Regions from separate parts of the Homo sapiens genome. Here region 1 is linked to region 2. A link is a loop called in an ENCODE intact Hi-C map of the cell type or tissue named here. Cell type or tissue: ovary. All regions are shown on one strand.

Region 1 (4,000 bases), 280 kb after region 2:
AATTGCTTAAAATTAGTAATTACCAGGATAGTTAGTAACACTCATCGCAGTGAAGCAAATCATGCCCAGTGTGAAGCAAAGATATGGCCAGGCTCTCTCTTTCCTTCTTCAGTGAAGGCAGAAAACTAAAGAAAGCCTTGCTACTAAGGGATAGGGGCTGTGTCTGTGTCGTGCTCAGAATCACTCTCAGTGTCTGCTCTAAAGGCTGATGACAACCAATTTAAATCAAGTTCAAGTCCCCTTCAGCCTTAGAAGAAATAGCTCCTCAAGTTATTGAAAGAGCCCAGAATTCCTTGCAACTCATTCTTTATTATAGAATTATGAGTTCTAGAGTTTGTAGATTTTCTTTTTGTACTACATGAAGCGCATTACAAGAAAGTATCTTGTAGCTTTCATTTTGGGAGAAAATAGATGTAGTCCTCAGAGGTATTCTGAATCCATTCTTGTCACTCACAGAAGTTTCTTCACAGGAGATCTCCATGACTCTTTACGTTTCAAGGTATTAATTTTACTTGGAGCATTGTTTGTCCCACCCAAAGAGTTTTACGTTAAAATACATTATTTTATTTATTTAGAGAGAGGATCTCACTTTGTCACCAAGGCTGGAGTGCAGTGGCACAGTCATGGCTCACTGCAGCCTCAACTTCCTGGGCTCAAGTGATTCTCTTGCCTCAGCCTCTCAAATAGCTGGGACTACAGGCACAGAACCATGCCTCGCTAATCTTATTTCTTGTAGAGATGAGGTCTCATTATATTGCCCAGGCTGGTCTCAAACTCCTGGGCTCAAGTGATCCTCCCACCCTGGCCTTCCAAAATGTTGAGATCACAAGTGTGAGCCACTGCGCTGGCCTAAAATACAGTTTAATAGAGTTTTTCCTAACAAGCACCATTGGCCGCAACTGAAGTCAGCATTTTAACATTGTCACGTGACAGTCAGTTCTAGCTTTGATATAAAAGTCCTAAAGTGTACTCTTAGCATCACTTTCCAGAAAAAAAAAAAAAAACCCACTGCCGTGCTGCAAGGGACCATTGACAGAAATGGTGATTACAGTGCCTGTCCCTACAGGTCTGTCAGCAAGATAAAATAAGAAAATCTGAGAGAAGTTGCCTGGCATGGTGTCAGTACTCTTGGCATACCAGCAAAAATATGTAGCGAAACTCAGGGCCCATCCCAGCCTGCTTCTCCCAAAAACCTCTAAATGGAATAATCTTTAGTTCTGTGTCAAATTCCTATTTTTCTTCCTCCTTCTTTATACAGTATCTTAAGGGAAATACTACAAAATGTCGCAGAAGGTGCTGGATGGATATCTAAAGTTCAAAAAGGAAGAGAACCACACGAGCTGGAGATTCAGGAAGCATCAGTAGAAGTCAATGGCCATTAATAAAAACATTTTTTATTAAAATATTGAATCTGAATAGAAACCTCCTGTACTTCATTTCTTAAATCCCTTGAGGGTAGTAACTGCATCTTCTCCATTGATATAGCCCCTGCCAAGCACAGTGCCTGAAGGCAGGTCCACAGACATTGGCTGAATAAACGAGTGCTCTGTTCCCAGTCCGTACTTTCTCTGTGTCATAAAAAAGCTGACATGTCTGTGCTGCATTTGAGGATGACACTGGATTTCCACATTGCCTTTTCGCCTCAGAGCTTATATTACTTCCTATCAAGTTATCTCTCTGCCCCTCATCGCATCCCAGTGAGAAAGCAGAAAATCCTAGAAAGTCATTTTCCTTACTGTTCCGGTGGTGGCTCTTCACGCTTACAGAACGTTAGGTACACTGGGAACATCACCTAGAGGGACACTGACATCACCTCATCATAACATATGTCTCTGACAACTGTCAGGAGATATTCCAAGTAAATGAAAAGACACCGTGAATGCCACTTAGGGGTTCTACACAGGGAACTATTAGTGACAAAAGCCTATTTATTCTCTTTGAGATGGTATGCTGGTGACCTCTAGTGGCAAAATTGGTTCAAAATCAGCTTCTATTTCCCACAAAATTTACTTCTTTATTAATTCATACTTTAATTTTATCCTTTAGTAACATTCTCTACTTGTGGAATGTTCTTAATTATGCACAATGATTTGTGTCTGTTCATATCCAAGTAGCACAATTTTGGCATTTCACGAAATCACAGAACTGTTGAGCTGAAATAGTTCTCAAGGGACCTGTCAGTCTTATTTCATTATACCTGGAAAATGAGACCCAGAGGAGTCAAGTGGCTTGCCTGAAGCCTCACCACAAGGGGGCGACAAAAAGTCTTCTGACTCTAGCACACTGCCTGCCTGGTAGTAGAACCCAAGCGACTAAAGAAAAAATGGGATCTTGTTTAGAGTTCCATGCGGAGGAAGAGCATGTATGCTGTCCTATCCCTCACTATTGTATCCTGGGTGTGTGAGGAGCCTTTAATTCACAGGTCTTTAGAGAGAGTACAAAGCATCTGAAGGACCATCCCTGAGGAGCCTCACTCATATCTGCATGGGCATCTTTAGATCCCACGTCTCCAGCCTGAGTCTGATGTCATATTGAATGAGACTTCTGGGGCGTCTTGAGAGAGTAAATGTATTTTGCATTTGGAAGGATGTAAATTTAGAAGGATATAAATAATCTGTGTCCAGAGGACCAGCTGTGGTGATTTTTTAAATGGTCACAAATCCCTTGACATGCCCTCACAGACATCCTCTCCTACGTTCCTTCCCCTTGAAGCTGAACAGGCTTGGGACTGCTTCCACCCAGAGAGTGTAATGGAAGTGACGCTGTGTGACTTCTAAGAATCAATCATAAAAAGTACACACAACCTTCCTTGTTGGTCTTAGAACATTTACTCTAGGGAAAACTAGCCACCAAGAAGAAATACAATTCCCCCCAAACCACTATACTGAAGAGACCATATGTAGGTGCTCAAAATGACAGCTCCAGCTCAGCTCCCAGCCAGCAGCCAGCTTCCACCGTGGCTGTGTGAGTGAGCCACCTTGGATACACAGCCTGTCTAACTTCAGATGACCGCAGCCCCCACCCACATCTGACTGTAGCTGCAGGAGAGACCCCTAAGGGAGAACTGCTCAGCTAAGCCCTTCCTGAATCACTCAGCCACAAAATAGTGAGCAAAATGAAACGCTGTCGCTCTACAACACAAACTTGTGGGTAAATTGTTACACAGCCATAATATACAGAACAAATAGTTTCTTAAAGACATTTCTCTCATTCTGTAACAAACACTGAATGAAAATGCAAAATATGTTATATACATGTTAAATCCTGGTGGAATTGCACTTAATCTGTTCAACTTTCATAAATCAAAGAGTTCTTGGTCCAAATGAATAGGTATTCTAGGTGACAGAAATATAAGTTCTTCCTCTTTCTTGAAATGGTGATTCCATTTAATAGAATGGTGATTAAAATGGAATGGTGATTCTATTTTAAGAAGGCTAAGTAAATTTTATGCAGTTTTCCAAAGGGAATTTTCTATTTCAGAATCCTAGCCTTTCTCAACCAGGTTTCCCCAAATGAACCACAAAACACAGAAAAGGATTTGAGTGACTACTTTCTGAATTCTCCCAAGGGTGTTGTATAACTAGTACCTTTCTAGATGCAATGAAAGAATTTAATTCAATGCATACAATGAACACCTTAGGAAGGCTTAGTTCCCTCTCAGAACCCAGGCTGAGAAGGCTGGCAGGCACTATAGGCTAACTCAGCCATACAGTAGCCTTATCAACAGGAAACTGAAGTTTAGAGAGGTTAAATAATTTGCCCAATGTTACCACAGCTAGCTGAGCAAGGATTTGATTGCAGGGACTTCAACTCTAGAGCTTGGAAACTTAGTCATTACTCAGTGTTTCTAAGAAAAATACTCCATAAATGGGTAATAAACAAGGGAAATGTTAGCTCTTAGCAGCAATGTTTGTATGTGAACAGTTAATGGACTTAGCAGCAATGATCGTAACTATCTGGTAATGCAAATTACAAGTGCGTAAACTCAAAGTTATCTGAG
Region 2 (4,000 bases):
GTGGATTCCCCGGGCCGGACAGAACCCTGCACGGCCGCATTGGACCTGGGGGTGCAGCTGACACCCGAGACGCTAGTGGAGGCCAAGGAGGAGCCAGTGGAGGTGCCTGTGGCGGTTCCTGCGGCAGAGGCAGCGCCGGAGGAAGGCCTGGCCCAGGCGGCCCTGAGCGAGCCCCAGCCCAGCCTAGAAATGTCAGACTGTGACGTGCCCGCCGGGGAGGGAGAGTGCCCGAGACTGGAGCCCCGGGAGGCCGTGCCTGTGCCCGGCAGCACCTGCTACCTGGAAGAGGCAAGCTCTGAGCAGTTCCTGCCCGGCCTGGAAGACCCACTGGCTGGCATGGAGGTGGCCATGGAGCTGCCCCAGGCCAGGCCTCTGCCCTCCCCAGGTGCTACTGGAGTCCAGGCCTTGGAGAAGCAGGAAGCTGCCGAGAGCCTTGTCTTGGAGCAGAGCTTTCTGCACGGCATCACCCTGCTGAGCGAGATCGCAGAGCTGGAGCTGGAGAGGAGGAGCAAGAAGGTGGGAGGTGCGGAGCGGGCCCTGGTGGCTCGGCCCTCACTGGAGAGCCTGCTGGCAGCCGGCAGCCACATGCTGAGGGAGGTGCTGGATGGGCCCGTGGTGGGACCCGCTCAAGAACCTGCGGCTCCCACGGGAGCTGAAGCCCACAATAAGTACAGCTGGATGCGCAAGAAGGAGGAGCGGATGTACCCCATGAAGTCCTCCGTGGAGGACATGGACGTCCTGGAACTGGACTTCAGAATGTGGCGGGCCGAGGTCCAGCACCAGTACAAGGAGAAGCAGCATGAGCTGGTGAAGCTGCAGCGGCGCCGGGACTCCGAGGACAGGCACGAGGAGTCCCATGGAAGCTTGGCACGCAGGCCGTGGAAACAGACCCACGCCCCCGAGAGCCCTGTCGCCCGCCCGCAAGAGGGGGAAGAACTGCAACAGTAGCGGAAAGCTGAGCAGCAAATCTCTGCCGACATCAGATGACTATGAGCTGGGAGCAGGAATAAGGAAGAGACACAAAGGGCCCAAGGAGGAACACAATGCCCTTATTGGAACAGGGAAAGCCAGGGAGAGGAACCAGACTTGGGATGAACACGAGGCTTCGTCTAAGTTCATAAGTCAGCTGAAGATTAAGAAGAAGAAGATGGACAGCGACCAGGAGCAGTTGGCAAGCAAGCTCGACAAAGGCCCTCTCCCTCACCAAGCAGGACAAGTTGAAGTCACCCTTCAAGTTTTCAGACAGTGCTGGGGGGAAATCAAAAACTGGCAGGGGCTGCAGCAAGTACTTAACTCCTTATGACAGCCTGCTGGGCAAGGACAGGAAGGTGCTGGCCAAGGGCCTCCGGCCTGTCTCTGAAATCTTCCAGAGAAGGTAAACACAAAAGGGCCGCCAAAGCCAGGAAGATAGGGGTGGGGTTCAAGGCCAGAGGCCAGCCCAAGTCGGCCCATTCCGCGTTTGCCTCCGAAGTGAGCAGCTACTCTTACAATACAGACTCAGAGGAAGACGAAGAATTCCTGAAGGAGAGTGGCCCGCCCAAGGCCCCTCCGGCTAGCTCCAAACTGATGCCTTCCCTCCTGTGTGGCATGGTGGCAAAGGACAGCAAGGCAGCTGGCGGCCCCTAGCTGACCAAGAGGGCCTGGCACACACCCCCTCCTCCGCCCCCTCCCGGACTCTGAAACCTAAGCCAGCCACCAGCAGGAAGCAGTGGTTTTGTTTGCTGCTTCGAGAGGCTAAGGTGCATTCCTCCTTCAGCGACTCTTCGGAAGATTCATTTGACTAAGGTTACTATCTCCAAACACAAAATACTTTCTGTGTTTCCTAGCGAGAGAGTGCCTGCGAGTGAGCGAGAAGGAAGCGAGTGGGCGCACGGGAGAGATGGGGGGTGAGGAGGCCCGTGCGGATGGCCGCAGGAAGGCCGCCATCTGGGTTCTTGGCAGTGTAGCCTGCTGTATCGGCCAAATTATTTTTATTTTTGCTTTGATTTGTACTGTATCGTTGTGATAATATCGCCGGCTAGCTCTTTTTGAGCTGTTATATGGACTGCTTCTGAGTCTGCATTTTTCTCCACTTTCCTTCCTCTCCGCCCTCCTCCCCCTACCCCGAGTTCCTCCCCACCCCCATACTCACCTTTTCTGCCCACCCAGAGACCCCAGGCTGTGGTCAGGCTCTCTTTGGGCACGGGCCCAGTGGGGGCTTCCCGAGAAACATTTTATAAATGGAATTCTGTCATGTGGGCGTGTGACTTGATGTTTGTACTGCGATTTTGATAATACCAAACTTTATTAAACATACTGAGTTCATTTTTAACAACAACAATAAAACAAAAAGTGGAGGTGATAAAAATGGTTGCAAATTCCTGGGGAGTAGGTATTGATAAAGAGGTCAAAGGCTCACAAAGGCACTCTTTTTAAAGCCTCTGTTTTAATACACTCATGTAACTGTTTACTCAGATCAAAAGATAGAACGTGCTAGCAACCTGGAAGTGCCCCTTGTGCCCCTTTCATATCACTGTCCATCCAACCATGGTTAATAAATCTCCAGACTTCTAAAAGCGTAGATGATCTTTGATTTCTTTTGAACTTGATACAAATGGAATCTCACGGAATATGCTCTTTTGCTTCTGTTTTTTTTTGTTTTTTTTTTTTTTGCTTAGTATTATGATTGTAAGATTTAAATATATTGTTCTTTTTATTGCTGCAAAATAGTTGATTATGTGATGATATTGCCATTTCTTTATCCATTCTGTGCATGAGCATTTGAGTGGTTACTGACTTTTGGTTAATAGTGTCACTATTAATATTCTAGCATATGTCTTTCGGTAAAGTAAAATAAATCTATATATATATAGCATATATGTATATGCTTCTTGGGGGGGTTATATACTTAGTAGTGGAATATGAGAATGTTCAGTCAGTAGATACTGCCAGACAGATTTTCAGAACGGTTGTAGCAACTGATACTCCAACCAGCAGTATATAAGAGTTTTGGTTGCACTATATCTTTACCAACACTCGATGCTGTTTGTCAGCTTTTTCTTTATCCTTTAAATATGCGAAAGGAAAACAAAATCTCAGGACCCCAAACTCAGTTTGCCAAAGGGAAAAGTTACGCTTGGAAATTGAGTCTTGCAAAAAGCTGCCTTTCCTTTTGTTCCTAGACAGATAGCTGCAAGATAGACGGCCTCATGTCTCCCAAGGGGGCCTCCCTCACCCTGACAATGTAAATTAACAGCTCTTCACAGGTACAAGACCACAGAAGACTAGAAATCACCCCCACCTACTCCCCCCCCCACCCCACCACCCTAAGATAAGGTCATATTTGTCATCTTCCTCTACGTTTATCTTATGTAAAGTGCAGATTTACTGAGCGCCAGACAAATGCAGAGTTGACTGTTCCCTCTTCCCCACCTTTTCACACAACATGTGATACCCTCCCTCTTTTTTTCCCTTTCCCCTTTCTTCCCCCTGTTGCCCCTTTTCCCCTTTAAATATTGAAGTCCTAAAAACCTTCCCTGGAAAAAGTGCAAGCCACATAGCCTCCTGTGACTTGCATCTCTTTCCCAGGCATTTCCTCAACCTTGGCAAAATAAACCTCTAAACTGATTGAGACCTGTCTCAGATACTTTTTTGGTTTCCAAATATATTTAACTATTGCAGTCACTGCTTCCATGGGTTAAGCTTCATACTTTAACCAGGGTTTCTTTGTCTTTCTTTTGCATCCCTAAGATATATAAAATCTTACAAATTCTTTCTCTGCCTTCAGATAGAAAGACTGGTTTGGCTTTTGACAACAAACATTTAGGGGGTACGAAGGAGCTTGAAGAGATGGCTAGCTCACAGTGTCTGCCATCAGGAGACACATAGCATGCATTTCTGGGCCAGATGGACAAATGCTCTTGAACCTACTGGTCAGGAGCAGGGAGACTCACACAGGGTTGGAGGTTTCTTCCAATCTTCTAGTCTAATTGTTAGCCTTAGACCTTTCTGCTAGTTGAGA

The links. Hi-C counts contacts between places; a loop is a spot of excess contacts. Peaks named below come from ENCODE experiments on the same cell type or tissue, not always from the same donor. Only the 100,000 strongest peaks of a DNase experiment are listed, where the experiment ranks them.
Region 1: a loop joins it to region 2, with 2.5 times the contacts of the local background. A loop is called at or near these places in 11 of 110 quality-filtered maps.

Annotation. Positions count from the first base shown.
Region 1 is chr4:140,358,233-140,362,232 of GRCh38, reverse strand. All of the region lies in intron 2 of SCOC-AS1 (SCOC antisense RNA 1), which reads left to right. It also overlaps a transcript of SCOC not described here. Among named protein-coding and RNA genes, the nearest start is that of SCOC-AS1, 13 kb to the left of the region's middle. In ovary, CTCF peaks have their summits at 1,979 (motif pointing left) and 2,208 (motif pointing right); a DNase peak (open chromatin) is centred at 2,272.
Region 2 is chr4:140,639,742-140,643,741 of GRCh38, reverse strand. All of the region lies in intron 13 of TBC1D9 (TBC1 domain family member 9), which reads left to right. It also overlaps the pseudogene TNRC18P1. Among named protein-coding and RNA genes, the nearest start is that of TBC1D9-AS1, 70 kb to the left of the region's middle. RefSeq lists an enhancer at 1-148. In ovary, a CTCF peak has its summit at 1,646 (motif pointing left); DNase peaks (open chromatin) are centred at 844, 1,341 and 1,651; H3K4me3 peaks cover 1,130 bases; H3K27ac peaks cover 2,128 bases.